2 separate regions of the Homo sapiens genome follow, and region 1 is linked to region 2. Evidence: read pairs that join two places in POLR2A ChIA-PET (ENCODE). Cell type or tissue: OCI-LY7. All regions are shown on one strand.

Region 1 (8,000 bases), 530 kb after region 2:
CCCATACCCTCTTGGCAGTCACCAAAACACGAACTTGGTTGTCATTGTTTGGTCCTCAGAAGCGTCATCAATTTGGAGTATATGGGGAAAACATCCAATTTCTGGACCTCAGCAGCTGGTAGTTATGCCTCATGAAGCCAGGTCCAGGAACTTAGCCAGTCTCCCTCTAGGACATTCTATGTCATCTCCCTATACCATCATCACAGTGAAAAGACGGACAAGGGGCAGGTCTGTCCCCTAGGGAGTCAGTCCTCAGGAAGTATTTGTTGAATGAATAAAGATTTTCCCTTACATGACTGATAGTACACTATATTTATAGTCGTATGTCTCACTTCTCTATTTAGCACTGTCCTTGAGTGTCTCTGGGCCAGTGAGCCATCTTTGTAGGGCTGCATCACACACCAGCTTATGGTGGCCACTCGTGGTCATGCCATCCTCAGCCTTGTCTGCACTCTGCCCTGCCCAGCATGGCCTGTGGCACGTATTTGCTTTGTAAAACTTCTTTACTGCACCTATATATGGAGGGCATTTTCTCTGTTAATAATAATGGTGAGATGTACATACATTTTTTCTTTCTTTCTTTTTTTTTTTTTTTGTTGAGTCTGTCGCCAGGCTGGAGTGCAGTGGCGTAATCTCGGCTCACTGCAACCTTCGCCTCCCAGGTTCAAGCGATTCTCCTGCCTCAGCCTCCCGAGTAGCTGGGATTACAGGCGTGAGTCACTGTACCCGGCCTTACATTTTTCATTTGCGTGTGTATCTATTTGCTTATGATTGATGCCCAAAAGTGGACTCCTTGGGTTAAAAGGCAGTGAGAAAGAGAACAGCAGCCCCTGACATGCAGGAGCTGGGCCCTGGTATTCTGCTGAATGTAAACTATGTCATGGAACATAACATGTCAGGCAAGTCCACCCCGACCATGAGGGATCGAGACAGGACCAAGCCCCTCTGGACTCACATCTGAGCACAAATGCACCATCCCCGCCACAGAAGCCACGATGCCCTGTGCTGGCTGCTTGAGCATGGCGGCTGCCTTGCTGGGCAGCTCTTGCCTGGCTTCCTTCCTCCTGCTTGTAAAGAAAGACCCCCAACCCTAGAGCTAGCCCCACTTCCTGACAGCATCCATCCAAGCAGAGCCCGGGTTCCTCAAACCCCCTTGCAGGTCACCCAAGCCCTAATCCTATCATCGTTTCTTTCTAACAACCTTACTGAGTGGGACACACAAGGCTCCCCAGGGTATGCGTTCTTCCTTGCTGCAATGAGGAACAAGCCCAGTTTATTAGCCTACAGTGTGCTCTGGTGGTCTCTGACTGAGGGGTAGGGGAGAACATGGTTAAGACACATTAAACCAAACTCTTTTTCCAAAAGGTTGTACCAATTTACATTCCCACCTGCAGGTGAATCTGCATTGTCTTCCTTCCAGAATTGTTGAGAAGATCAAATTAAATGAAATGATGTGGTGTTGACCAAACAAAGGCCTTTCTCCATGGGGAAGTTGCTCTTCCTCAACAGAGAGCACCTTCCCAGGGATCTTACCCCTGGAGGGGAGTTAGCCCTAAAACCAAGGTTGGTGTTCAAATAAGATGGCAAATTTCACATCTCAAATGCCATCACTCCAAATTCACTCATTCATTCTATGAATATTCAGTGTCTATGATATGCCTTGCAGATAGATCAGTGAATAGATCAATGAAAGCTCTGCCCTTTTTAACTCAAAGTTTTCACTTATAGCAAGAAGAGATGGACAATAAATCTAAAATATGCATAAATAATGTTGACATATTATTTGTTGCTGACCAATGCCATAAAGAAAACTAGAAAGTGAGGGAGAGGAAGGCTTCTGGCATGGGCAGACAGATTGCTCTTGGCCAGTGACCAGGGCTGCATGTCAGAGGGAGGCCATGTGGAAATGGGGGCTGTTTGGGGAGTGAGGGAGGAAAGCCCATTGACTCACCTCCACCTTCAGACTATATTGTGTTCTTTGTCAGCTTAGAAAATACTGCATATTTAATCAAGTTACCAAAATAATTTGAAAATGAAATTTGACAAATGGATTCTACTATTCATCTGTGAGAGAAAATGTCCAGGAACAGCTTTAAATTTTAAGAGCTGTAGCAATTAAGGCCGGGCGCAGTGCCTCACACCTGTAATCCCAGCACTTTGGGAGGCCGAGGCGGGTGGATCACGAGGTCAGGAGTTCAAGACGAGCCTGGCCAAAATGGTGAAATCCCCTCTCTACTAAAACTAAAGAAAATTAGCTAGGCATGGTGGCGGGTGCCTTGTAGTCCCAGCTACTCGGGAGGCTGAGGCAGGAGAATCGCTTGAATCCGGAAGGTGGAGTTTGCAGTGAGCCGAGATTGCACCACTGCACTCCAGCCTGGGCGACAGAGTGAGACTCCATCTCAAAAATAAAAAAAAAAAAAAAAAAAGAAAGAAAAAAGAGCTATAGCAATTAAAATGGCAGAGATGGAGCAATGGAACAAAATTTAGGTCTGAAAAAAAGCCCATGTATATTGGGAATTATGGGATGTTTTGAATGGGTGGGAAAAGTGAATAGATTGGTGTTTAGAGAACTGATTACAAAGGTGGAAAAAAATAATTTGGCAGCTCTGTTTTTCACCTTAACAAACATACATTTCACAAGGATTTTTTTTTTTTCTTTTTGAGATGGAGTCTCGCTCTATAGCCCAGGCTGAAGTACAGTATGGCACAATCTTGGCTCACTGCAACCTCCGCCTCCCAGGTTCAAGCAATTCTTCTGCCTCAGCCTCCCAAGTAGCTGGGACTACAGGTGCACGCCACCACACCCGGCTAATTTTTGTATTTTTGGTAAGGACACGGTTTCACCATATTAGCCAGGCTGGTCTTGAACTCCTGACCTCATGATCCACCCGCCTCGGCCTCCCAAAGTGCTGGGATTATAGGCGTGAGCCACTGCACCTGGACAGATTTCACAAGGAATTTTTAAAAGCTAAACATTTAGGGCCGGGTGCGGTGGCTCATGCCTGTAATCCCAACACTTTGGGAGGCCAAGGCGGGCAGATCACAAGGTCAGGAAATCGAGACCATCCTGGCCAACATGGTGAAACCCCATCTCTACTAAAAATACAAAAAATTAGCTGGGCGGCGTGTGCCTGTAATCCCAGGTAATTGGGAGGCTGAGGCAGGAAAATGGCGTGAACCCAGGAGGCAGAGCTTGCAGTGAGCCGAGATCGTGCCTCTGCGCTCCAGCCTGAGCAACAGAGTGAGACTCCATCTCAAAAAAAAAAAAAAAGCTAAATATTAAAAAAATTATAGAGGTATATCTGAAAATATGGAATATTACATACCCTTGGGGTAGAAAATGCCTATCCACATATCTAGCATCTGTCTCTCTTATGACTATATTTGGAAGTAATACATGTGATCAAAATAAATGAAAAGAATGGAAGAACTTTTTTTTTTTTTGAGACAGCGTCTCACTCTTGTTGCCCGGGCTGGAGTGCAGTGGTATGATCTTGGCTCACTGCAACCTCGACCTCCCAAGTTCAAACAATTCTCCTGCCTCAGCCTCCCAAGTCACTGGGACTACAGGCGCCTGCCACCACACCCAGCTATTTTTTTTTTTTTTTTGGTATTTGTAGCAGAGATAGGGTTTCACCATGTTGGCCAGGATGGTCTCGATATCTTGACCTCATGATCCACCCCCCTCAGCCTCCCAAAGTGCTGAGATTATAGGCGTGAGCCACCGCGTTCAGCCAGGAAGAATTTTTTAAAGGTTAAAATATATGTATGTGTATATATGTATATATGTATATGTCAACTAAAATTGGCTTACAATTCTAACTCTCTTTAATAATTATAGAACACTTAACTAGGGTCCCTAGATGAATTATCAGGCATTGTCAATACTATTTGCCTTGAAAAGGGTCCAATATATTGCTCCCTTTGGGAAATGCTAGTGCACACCACAGATGGTGCAGGAAACCACTGGCAGAGTGGCCACTCTCTCTCCCACCCCGTCATTGACATGACAAACAGCATCCCCTCGTTTTACACTAGGCCAGATCATGAAGAAACTAAGCTATGCTTCATTTTGTGCAAATCCATTGCATCCAGATTTGTAAGCCATCATGTATGAGGTAATGATTTGTTTTTACCAAACTATACAATAACATTTTTGGTTCCACATGTAAGAGCCAGGAACAGCCAGAGAGTGTTGGTTAGCTGATCCAGCTAACCAACTGTAAGGCACAGTCCCCTGCTCTGGTTCTGACAAGTACTGATGGCCACATCTGGGACCTGAGGCAGCAAAGACCCTTCTCGGTGGCCACTCAGCCAGACTTCACACAGGCCCGGGGTGCTGCTCATGGCCATTCAGATATACAGCTGCAAGGCCTGGAGGCCACACTTCAAAAACGGCAACAGGCAATTCTCATTCTTCTCCTCTGCCTCTTCCCACTATTTCTCTGTTTTCAATTCCTCTTTCTTGTTTTGCACACAAAGTTCCCTGAGATGTGCTTAACTCAGCTGGCTTAGCCACAGCCCAGCATAGGGCACTCAGCTATGCCCTGTTCTCAAAGCAGACCCATCACAGGCTGCTGGGCTTCCTAGAGCCAGCATCCTTATGCAGGTGTCACTTATCTAATACAGGTGCCACTAGCCATGTGTGGCTATTTCAATTCGTTTATTAAAAGCAAATAAAAATTTTAAAAATCCAGTCCCTCCATTGCACCAGTCACATTTTTTTTTTTTTTTTTTTGAGACGGAGTCTCGCACTCTCGCCAACGCTGGAGTACAGTGGTGCCATCTCAGCTCACTGCAAGCTCCGCCTCCCAGGTTCACACCATTCTCCTACCTCAGCCTCCCGAGTAGCTGGGACTACCGGCGCCCGCCACTACACCTGGTAATTTTTTGTATTTTTGGTAGAGACAGAGTTTCACCATGTTAGCCAAGATGGTCTCGATCTCCTGACCTTGTGATCTGCCTGCCTTGGCCTCCCAAAGTGCTGGGATTACAGGCATGAGCCACCATGCCCAGCCTCCACCAGTCACATTTCAATTGCTCAGTAAGCACACATGGCTTGTGGCAGCCATGCTGGATCCAGGTCCAGAACATTCCACGGTGGCAGGAAGTGCTACTGGACAGTGCTGCTGTCCCCAGCACTGAGGACAGTGGTTGCCAAGTTATCCTCCCCTACAGCTTTGTCCATTGACATGTCTGCAGAGCACAATGACAGTGACTGTTCCCCAGACCTTACCATCGGGGCTATTACCAAACTTTTCAGTCCTTGCTTATAAGACTTTTTTATTTTTTTGCTTGAATTTGCAAGTTTTTAATTATCAGTGAGGTTGAGTATGTCTCATATGCTTGTGACCAAGTGTATTCTTTTTTTCTGAAGTAACATTCATATCCTTCATCATTTTTCCACTTTTTTTTATCTCATTGATTGAAAAGTTTCTTTGATAAGGTCCTTTGCATATTGAGAACAAAGGTCACCATTGTTTCTATGGGTGAAGAGGCCTCAAGCTTAGTGGGGTGGGCACTTAAGAAGTGTGAACATTTATGCGCTTTGACCCACTTGCAATAATTTATTCTCCAAAAACAACTGAAAGTTCAACAGAAGGCAAGAGCTGTGTGTCCAGTGGTATTCATTTAAAAAGAAAAAAAAAAAAAGCAAAGGAAACAGGCTGGGTGGGGTGGCTTATGCATTTGGCAGGCTGAGGCAGGAGGATGGCTTGAGCCCAGCAGTTTGAGACTAGGCTGGGAAGCACGGTGAGACCTCGTCTCTACAAAAAATTTAAAAACTTTTAAAAAACAGGAAACAACCAACCCCTACAGTTGAGAATTATTTTGGGATGATATGCACCATGGAAAATGCTTCCGATACAATATTGAGTGAAATAAGCCAAATGCAAACTCGCTACATGAGAATAACAGCCACAGAGAAATATGCAAATTTCCTCATGCAAATAGCCTCTTCCCGGAAAAGAATATGGAAAAATAGAAACAGCGATGTGTAACAGGTGGAGTTGCAGGAGACCCTTTTACCAATAAACTTAATCAGGAGATAATGTGCCCAGAGGTGGAGAGGGATGGAAGCAAGTGGGCAGAGGTGCACGTGTCCTCTGAGAGAAGGTATTCACTGGACATTACCCCATGTACTGGAAAGGAGCCCTCCTTCCTATCCGGGTGCCCCAGCATCAGTCACAGGGCACAACTATGTCATGTTTGTCGTGGCTGTCTCTGATTTTTTTCTGTTTTTCTTAACATTTTTCTTTGGATGTCATCTGATCCTTCTTTTTACTTTTCACATCACAAATACCAGTACAATTAATAAAATAAAAATATTTTCATCAGAGTACTCTGTAATTATTACATCACCCCCAGAAGTGCACACGCCAGGGTCTGGGGAATGCAAGAGACTAAAGGAACTACATGTTGGCTTGACACTTTTGTTCTGCTGAATGAGCTCAGTTTAGATGGTGCTCAAGCCAACAGAGGAGCTTCCTGGACACAGCCTGTTTGCGGCTTTGCCCTGAGCCCCCTGCCAGGTCAGCAAGACTGCAAATGCCTGGAGCCACACTGAGCAGATGCTGGGCCTCCGGCTCGGCAGGGCTGTCAGCAATGGACACTGGGTGGAGAGCCTGGTGTTAGAGGCCACTGACTACTGATGATGATTTAGCAAAGTACAAGAAATGGTTTCTTTCCAGAGTCTCTTACCCAAAATTAAGCAGTGGGTAAGATAAATATTCTTAGGAATGAACCTCCTGGATAAAAGCACCAGCTCTGGGAGAACTCTGACAAGCAAATGGCAAAGGTGCTGGGTGACAACCATGGCCCCTAAGCCTGGTTGCAGCTCCCCAGCTTCCAGAGTACACCTACTCTCTAGCTGGAAAAACTTAAGAAATCGTTACTACTGGAAGTGGGGGTATGAGTCTCCACTTTACATTTCCACGTTCCCACGTTATCTGCCTGGCTGCTCTCCAGAGAGTGGGTGGACATGGAGAAACAGGAGCACAGCATTCAAAAGGGATCATCTCAAATCCAAGGTTATCCATGGACATGACTTACCTTTTCTTTGGGTTAGCACACACTGTTTCATTGTCAGAGATATTAAAAATAGGATCGGGGAAAGAGGGGCCTAGTTTGCTAGTTTGCATGGCAGCAACAGTGAGCACAAGCTCGTGACTTTCTGCTCACAGCAGTTGCTGTGGTTGGTTCCTTGACAACTCAGAGGTTGACTGTGTGCTCACACCATGGGCACCTCACACACAGATGTGAGTGTCTCAGGCAGGCAAGCGCTGCCTGTTGTTCCTGAGTTCCATGTTGATCTCAGACCATATCTTCATGCCTGCTCTCACTCCCCATCTTAGCTCTAGGTCAAATGTCTGGTATGTTGTCTAGGCCCCTGATTCTCTCCCGAACATGCGGATGCCACACTAGACATTTGACCTGGGGATCAGAAGTCCCGCATGCATCTCACTTGACTAACTCAAGGAATCAGCAAGACTGCTTTCCTTCTGGGGTCTCTAGGGGAGAATCTGTATCCTGTGTCTTCCAGCTTCCAGTGGCTGCAGCAGTCCTTGGCCTGTGGCCCCTTCCTCCATCTTCAAAGCTAGCTGCATAGCATCTTTAAATCTCTCTCTGACCTTGCTTCCGTCATCGTCTCTCCTCTGACTGACTTTCTTCCTCCCTCTTCCACATTTGAGGACCCTTGTGATTCCACTGGGCCAACCTGAGTCACCAGTATACCCTCCTTATCTGGGATCAGCTAGTTGGCAACCTTAATCTTACCTGCAACCTTGATTTCCCCTTTGTTATATAAACCACTATAGTCACAGATTCCAGCAATTGTGACAGGGACATCTCTGAGGGGCCATTAATTTGCCCACCATAGATGTTAATTAATATTACATGAATAAAAGGAATGGAGTTTTCTGTTAAAGAGTTTTATTTTCAAAGGGACATACAGCTGTTGATACATGAAGGTATACTATATCTTTCCAAAAGAGGAATCTCAT
Region 2 (8,000 bases):
AGCCTTACTATATTGTGCAGTCACTTTGGCAGAGTTTCATAAATAAAGCAGATAGCATAAGATGGTGCTGGCTTATGGAAACCTAATCAGAACATCTCAGTCTGGGAAACACAGTGGAGACGTGGAAAGTCAGATGCACCATATCCGAACACCAGCCTCACCCATATGTGCTGTGGAATCTCAATCTTGGTGGGCACTAGTTGCCATATCTGGATAGTGAGAAGACTGAAGACCAGCTTGCAAATTGCCATCAGGATTAATTGTGAAAAATATAAGTTGAATGCTTAGCAGCATTCCTGGAATGTGGGTGGCACTCCCATGGAGAAACTGAACAACACCTTGACCAGGTGATGAAAATTAACATCACCACTGAGAAACAGACAGGCACCATATGCCTCGAGATGGGCTGCCCTGAGGGGGACACAGCATCGCCTCTCTAGCATTCTGGCCTAGGATACATAACCCAAATCTAGCCATGAGGAAACATTAGGCACCATTCTATTTAAAAAGTTGGGGGGAGAGGGAAAGTGACTACATTCTTCAAAAATACCAAAGTTATAAGAGACAAGGAAAGGCTATGGCAATGTTCCAGATTAAAGGAGAGTAGAATGACAGAGCAGCAAATGCAATACCTGATCCTAGACGGGTTCTCTATAGGAGCAGGAGAAATGCTGTAAAGGACATTACTGGGACAATTGACAACACTGGAATATGGTTAACAGATTAGAAAAAAAGTTACTGAAGTTGTTATTTGCTTGTTCATTTGTTTGTCTGTTTGAGAGGGAGTCTCGCTCTGTCACCCAGGCTGGAGTATAATGGCTCGACCTCAGCTCACTGCAACCTCCACCTCCCGGGTTCAAGCGATTCTCCTGCTTCAGCCTCCCAAGTAGCTGGGATTACAGGCACACACCATCCCGCCTGGCTAATTTTTGTAGTTTTAGTAGAGACGAGGGTTTAACCATGCTGACCAGGCTGGTCTCGAACTCCTGACCTCAGGCGATCCACCCGCCTCGGCCTCCCAAAGTGCTGGGATTACAGGTGTGAGCCACTGTGCCCGGCCTGAAGTTGTTATTTGAACCAAAGAGTGTGTGAGAATGCTTTTTCTTAGGAAATACTTACCAACGTATTTAGTGATAACTAAATGGATATATAGATATAGATAGATATAGATATAGATATAGATATATAGCACAGAGACAGGGAAAGAGAAAACAAGATAAAGCAAATGAACAAAATGTTAATAAAAGGTGAATGTGGGAAAAGAGTATATGAATATTCCATGTTCTATTCTTATTCTTGCAACTTTCCTGTAAGTTTGAAAGTATTTTCAAATAAAAGGTTTTTAAGTGTCTCTAGTGACAATAAAGACACTTATGAAAGATAAGCATGTAAGGAACTTTCATAAAGTTGTTCCATGAAATATGAATGAAAATAAAGTGATATTTACAAATTAATGATTCTATATATTATTTCAAATATGTATATGTAACTAAATGAGTTAATTAAACATTATGAGTAGATATTGACTATCTCTTTCTCACCTTCAAAGTTTTTATATATAAGTTGGCCAAAACTACGTTTTTCTTTCTCTTTTTGATTCACTGAGAAAATGGAAGGTTCGCCATTATTCCGTTACCATATATTCAGCATGTATAAACCACATGTTACAGTGACATCTTCTGGTGGAGTATAATATTGCAGTCTAGTTCTATTACATCTTCAAATAAACTGTACTAAGGTGGTTCCACAGAAGCATGCAGGAAAGGAGCAAGAAGCAAGCATGGGGGCTCCAAGCTTCACCCTTACTTCAAGCAAAACAGTTCAGTTTTTAACGTGGCTTATGCAGGCCTGGAAGCTGCGACAGTAAGACTTGAGTAACTTATGGTCAAGTACAGGTGGATGAGTAAACCTACCAAGAGTGGGCAAAGGTGTTGAAAAGTGCATTTTTTATAAAAAGAGTCATATCATTACCTGCTCTTTCTGAAAAAAAAGTGTTGATCCTTCAAAAGCATTTGACAAATTAATGCTATGAATGAATGCTTAAACGGTGCATGAGTGAAGATCAGCTTCAGGGACTTCAGGAGCACCATTTATTTAGCACTAACCAAGATGCAAACTACAAATAAGTGAGGAGGACTTCACAAACTCTTTTTACACATCCTCAAAAGACTATTGGGCATCTTGATTGTGCCACACAAGATCTAGCAACAATATTAATTTGAATACATGTCTGGCAAGAAAGGAATAATGTTTTCATCAAGAGGCAACCAGGGATGATGTCACAGAAAATGATGGTATACATTGCTTAAAGAATTGATCCCTCCGTTGAAACAATCATAAGCTGTCAAAGACTGAAATAATCAACGTTTTTAAACACTGAGCTCTAATCTCAAATGTACAGCCACAAAGGGGTGGCTTAATAAAGAAAAGGGAAGCTAGCTTTGGTAAGAAAGCCTAGTGGCATTTTTGCTCATCCACCTTCCTTCCATTCCCTAGCACAGCAGCATCAGCCATGATGACAGAAGGCTGCATTCCCTGTGTGGCTTTCTGGTGCCAGGGGTTAATACAGAGTTTATTCTTAAAGTTTTATGGTACTGTGTATTCATCTGTCTGATGGTTCCCTGGAAGACTAAATTGACCTTTTTCTTGACCTTTTCTTTCCACCTGGTGTAGGGAACTGTGCTCAGGCAACTGGCAGACCAAAAGCCAAAAAGAAGGAGCCCAAAAAGGAAGGTTGTTGGAAGAATAAGAGCTCAGAAGGGCTACTGTGTATGCTGGCAAAGATAGAAGATAACACACAGGCCCAGAACAGGACACATATGAGAAAACATCTAAAAGGACCCCAGGCTTGTACCTCTGACAGATCTGTGGGCTCCAGGCAAGCAAGAGGCAAAAGCTAAGGCATAGTTGCAGGAAGCCTGGCTTAGCACTGAAGGAACTCCTGTCCCAGCTCAGAGCCAAGCTGCAAAAGTCAAAACACGAGTATCTTCTCTCTTTCTTGTTTTCTCGTTTCATTCATGTATTTATTTATTTCTCCCTTTCTTTTTTTCTTTCACTCCAGATACTTAAGGAAATCTCTGGAATGTCACTGTTGACCACTGAGATAATGAAACAGAGACTTCAGTGACCACAAATGACAAAGAATCCAGTCTTTGCAAAATTAGTTTGGAGAAATCACTAAAGAAATAGAGGACAACATTCATCAAGAAGAAAAAATAATAACAAACTCTAGGGAATGGAGATAATCTGATTTCCAGGGTAACCACATTGTAATATTCAAAATGCCCAATTTTCAGCAACAACAACAAAAATCACAAGATATACAAAGGAATAGGAAAGTGTGGCCCAATCCTAGAAAAAAATTATATAAACCATCCATGAGGAAACCTTAGTATTGGACTTACTGGACAAAATTTTTATATCAATCATCCTAAAATGTTTAAAGAACTAAAGAAAACCATGAACAACAAACTAAATAAAACCAGGAAAACAGTGCACATACAAAATGAGAAAATCAATAAACAGATATAAATTATAAAATAAACCAAACAGAAATTCTGGAACTGAAAAGTTAAATCACCGAAATGAAAAATTTGGCGAGGCATGGTGGCTCATGCCTATAATCCTAGCATTTTGGGAAGCCGAGGCAAGTGGATCACCTGAGGTCAGGAATTCAAGACCAACTTGGCCAATATGGTGAAACCCATCTCTACCAATAACACAAAAATTAGCTTGGTGTGGTGGTGCACACCTGTAATCCCAGCTACTCGGGAAGCCAAGGCAGGAGAATCACTTAAACCCAGGAGGCAGAGGTTGCAGTGAGCCAAAATCATGCCACCACACTCCTGCCTGGGTGACAGAGCAAGATTCCATCTCAAAAAAATAAAAAAATAAAAAGAAAAAGAAAAGAGAAAGAAAAATTCACCAGAGGGGTTAAACAGCAGATTTGAACACACCGAAAAATGAATCAGAGAAATCAATGATAGGATAATTGGAATTGTCTGATATAAAGAGTAGAAGAAAAAAAGAGAACAAGACACTATCAAGCAGGACAACATATGCAGTATGGAAGTCCCAGAAGGAAAACAGAAAGAAAGGGGCAGAAAGAACTGTTGATGAAATAATGAATGAAAACTGTCTAAGTTTAATGAAATATATTAAACTCCAAGTAGGATAAATTCAAAGAGATCCACACTTAGACACATTACAATCAAACAGTTCAAAGACAAAGATAAAGAGAAACTCTTGTAGTGGCAAGACAGAAGCAACTCATTATGTACAATAGATTCTCAATAAGATTAACTGTAATTTTCCCATCACAAACCATGGAGAACAGAAAGCAGTGAGACAATATTTTTAAACCACCAAAGAAAAGAAAAAAAAACTGTAAACCAAGATTAAATAACCAGAAAAACTAATCTTGAAAAATGAAGAAGTTAAAACATTCCCAACCATCAAAAGCTGAGTGAATTTGTTACTAGCATATCTACCCTACAGGAAATTCTAAAGGGAGTCCTTTACACTGAAATGGAAGGACACTAAACAGTAACACGAAGCGACATAAAGAAATAGAGAGGTTTCTAAACATCAAAGCCAGTATTACATTTTTTTAATTTGTAACTCCTTCTTTATTCCCTAAATAGTGTAAAAGATAAATGCATACCAAATTGAAATCCATGTAAATGGGCCCACAATGTATAAAGATGTAATTTGCAACACCAACAATTTAAGGTGGGGATGGAGCTGTATAGGAGCAGAGTTTTCATATGTTAGTAAGACTGAGTTGGTATCAGTTGAAACTAGATGGTTATAAATTTAGGATGTTCATTGTAATCCTCATTGTAATCATTAAGAAAATATGTTTTTAAAATACACAAAAGGAAATGAGACAGCAAAATGGTTCACTACCAAAAAAAAATTTAAAAAGAAGTTAGTAATAGAGGAAATGAGGAACAAAAAGTATAAGACATAGAGAAAACAGACAGAAAAATGGCAGAAATAAATCCCATTTTATCAGTTACTACTTTAAATGTAAGCAGTTTAAACTCTCCAATCAAATGGTGAATAGTAACAGAAAGGATTCTTTTAAACATAGTCTAACTGTATATTGTCTAAGATATTTTAGATTCAAATATTTAAAAAGTGAAAGTATAGAAAAGATACTCCATGCAAATAGTAACCAAAAGAGAGCTGGGGTAGCTATGTAAAGATCAGACAATACACACTTCAAGTCAAAAGCTATTACAAGGCCGGGTGTGGTGGCTCACACCTGTAATCCCAGCACTTTGGGAGGCCAAGGCAGGCGGATCACGAGGTCAGGAGATCAAGACCATCTGGCTAACATGGTGAAACCCCATCTCTACTAAAAAAATACAAAAAATTAGCCGGGCGTGGTGGCGGGTGCCTGTAGTCCCAGCTATTCAGGAGGCTGAGGCAGAAGAATGGCGTGAACCCGGGAGGTGGAGCTCGCAGTGAGCCGAGATGGCGCCACTGCACTTCAGCCTGGGCAACAGAGTAAGACTTCGTCTCAAAAAAAAAAAAAAAAAAAAAAAGCTGTTACAAGAGGCTGGACATGGTGGTTCACATATGTAATCCTAGCACTTTGGGAGACTGAGGCAGGAGGATCGCTTGAAGCCAGGAGTTCAAGAGCAGACTGAACAACAAAGCAAGACCCCACCTCTACCAAAAAAAGTTTTTTAATTAGCCAAGCATGGTGGCACACACCTATAGTCCTACCTACTTGGGAGGCGTAGTTGGAGGACTGCTTGAGCCCAGGAGTTGGAGGTCACGGTGAGCTATGATTGCACCACTGCACTCCTGCTTGAGCAACAGAGTGAGACTCTGTCTTAAAAAAAAAAAAGAAAAGCTGTTGCAAGAGACAAAAAGAACACTATGTAGTAATTAAAAGACCATCAGAAGATACAATTACAAACATATACACACTAAGCAACACAGTCCCAAATATGTGAAGCATACATTGACAAAATTAAAGGGAAAAGTAGTTCTATAGCTGGAGACTTCAATACCTCATTCTCAACAACGAATCGAACATATAGTCAAAAGATCAATAAGAAAATAGAGGGTTTGCACAACATCACACACCAACTAGACCTAAGAGACATATATAGAAAACTCCACCCCAAAAAGAGCAGAATACACATTTTTCTCAAGTGTGCATGGGACATTCTTTGGGGTAGACCATATATTAGACCACAAAACAAGTCTCAATAAATTTTAAAAATTAAAATTATGTAAAGTATCTTCTCTAACCACAATGGAATAAAGCTAGAAATCAACATCAGAAGGAAACTGAAAAATTTGCAAATATGTAAACATTACATTTAAATAACCAATGGGTCAAAGAAGAAATCACAAAAAAATTAGAAAATATCTTCCTACAAAGGAAAATAAAAACCCAACATATCTAAATTTATGAGATATAGCAAAAGCAGTAATCAGGGCAAAATTTATAGCTGTCAATGCCTACATTTAAAACAAGAGAAAAAATCTCACATTAATAACCTAACTTTACAACTTAAAAAAACTAGAAAAACAAGAGCAAACTAAATTTAAACCTAGCAGGAAGAAGGAAATAATGAAGATTAGAGTGGAGATTTATGAAATACAAAATAGAAAAATAACAGGAAGAATCACAAAACCAAAACATTGTTCTTTGAAAAGATCAACAAAATGACAAAGTTTTAGCTAGACTGACAAAGAAAAAAAGAGAAAGATGCAAAAACCTGAATCAGAAATGAAAGTGGAAACATTACTACAAACCTGACAGAAATTTAAAGGATTATAAGAAAATACTGTAAACAATTATACACCAACAAATTAGATAACCTAGGTGAAATGAAAAAAATTCCCAGAAACACACAAATTACCAAAACTATCTTAGCCTGCCAGGGCTGACATAACAAAGTACCACAGACTAGGTGGCATAAACAACAGAAACTTATTTTCTCACAGTTCTGTAGGCCAGAAGCCCAAGGTCAACGTGTCAGCAGGTTTAGCTTCTTCGGAGGCCCCTCTCCTTGGCTTCCAGACAGCTGACATTTCACTGTGTGCCCACATGGCCTTTTCCTTGTGTGCACACATCCCTGGTGTCTGTTCCTCTTCTTATTAAGGACACCAGTCATATTGGATTAGGGCACCACATTTTTGGCATTATTTAGTCTTAATTAGCTCTTTAAAGGCCCCATTTCCAAATACAGTTACATTGGGGTTCAGGGTCAATATATTAATTGGGAAAAGGACACAGTTTTGTCCATAGCACTGATTTAAGGAGAAATAGAAAATCTAAACAGATATATAACAAGAGATTAAATTAGTATCAAAAGTCTCCCAACAGAGAAAGGCCCAGGACCAGATGGATTCCCTGGTAAATTATACCAAATGTTTAAATAAAAATTAATGCAATTCTTGTCAAAATCTTCCAAAAAATACAAGAAGAGGGGAGACTTCCTAATGTATTCTATGAGGTCAGAATTAACTTATACCAAAGCCAAAGACACAAAAAGAAAAGAAATTACAGATCAATATTTCTAATGAATAGAGATGCAGAATCCTCAACAAAATACTATATATCCAAATGCAACAACATATGAAAAGGATTGTACATGATGGCCAAGTGGGATTTATCCCGGGAATGCAAAGGTGGTTCAATATATGAAAATTAATCAGCGTAATATGCATTTCTAGAACAAAAGGAAACACAATTATCTCAATGCAGAAATGAGCATTTGATGAAATCTAATACCTTTTATGATTAAGAAATAGTCAGAAAACAAGAATAGAAGTAAACTTTCTCAATCTGGTGAAGAATTTTTATGAAAAACTCACAGCTAACAGCATATCCAAGAGACATATTCTGCAGGCATATTCAAAAAGCTAAAAGATTTCCCCCTTAGATCAGGACCTTCAGATCAAGGATGCCTACTTTCACTATTTATTTAACATTGTACTTGAGATGCCAGCCAGAGCAATTAGGCAAGGAA

What was found. Peaks named below come from ENCODE experiments on the same cell type or tissue, not always from the same donor. Only the 100,000 strongest peaks of a DNase experiment are listed, where the experiment ranks them.
Region 1: POLR2A ChIA-PET joins it to region 2 with 13 read pairs; 2 of 35 experiments call an interaction of 5 or more read pairs at or near these places.

The regions. Positions count from the first base shown.
Region 1 is chr2:130,381,486-130,389,485 of GRCh38, forward strand. LOC105373618 (a long non-coding RNA gene) reads left to right here and starts at 3,254. Exons shown (of 2, transcript XR_923330.4): 1 at 3,254-8,000. RefSeq lists an enhancer at 4,089-4,188 and a silencer at 7,269-7,328. In OCI-LY7, no CTCF peak of the experiment used is centred here; DNase peaks (open chromatin) are centred at 316, 4,526, 5,766, 6,146 and 2 weaker places; H3K4me3 peaks cover 3,257 bases; H3K27ac peaks cover 7,110 bases.
Region 2 is chr2:129,848,083-129,856,082 of GRCh38, forward strand. No RefSeq gene overlaps it. Among named protein-coding and RNA genes, the nearest start is that of LINC02572, 25 kb to the right of the region's middle. In OCI-LY7, CTCF peaks have their summits at 1,678 (motif pointing left) and 1,884; a DNase peak (open chromatin) is centred at 1,659.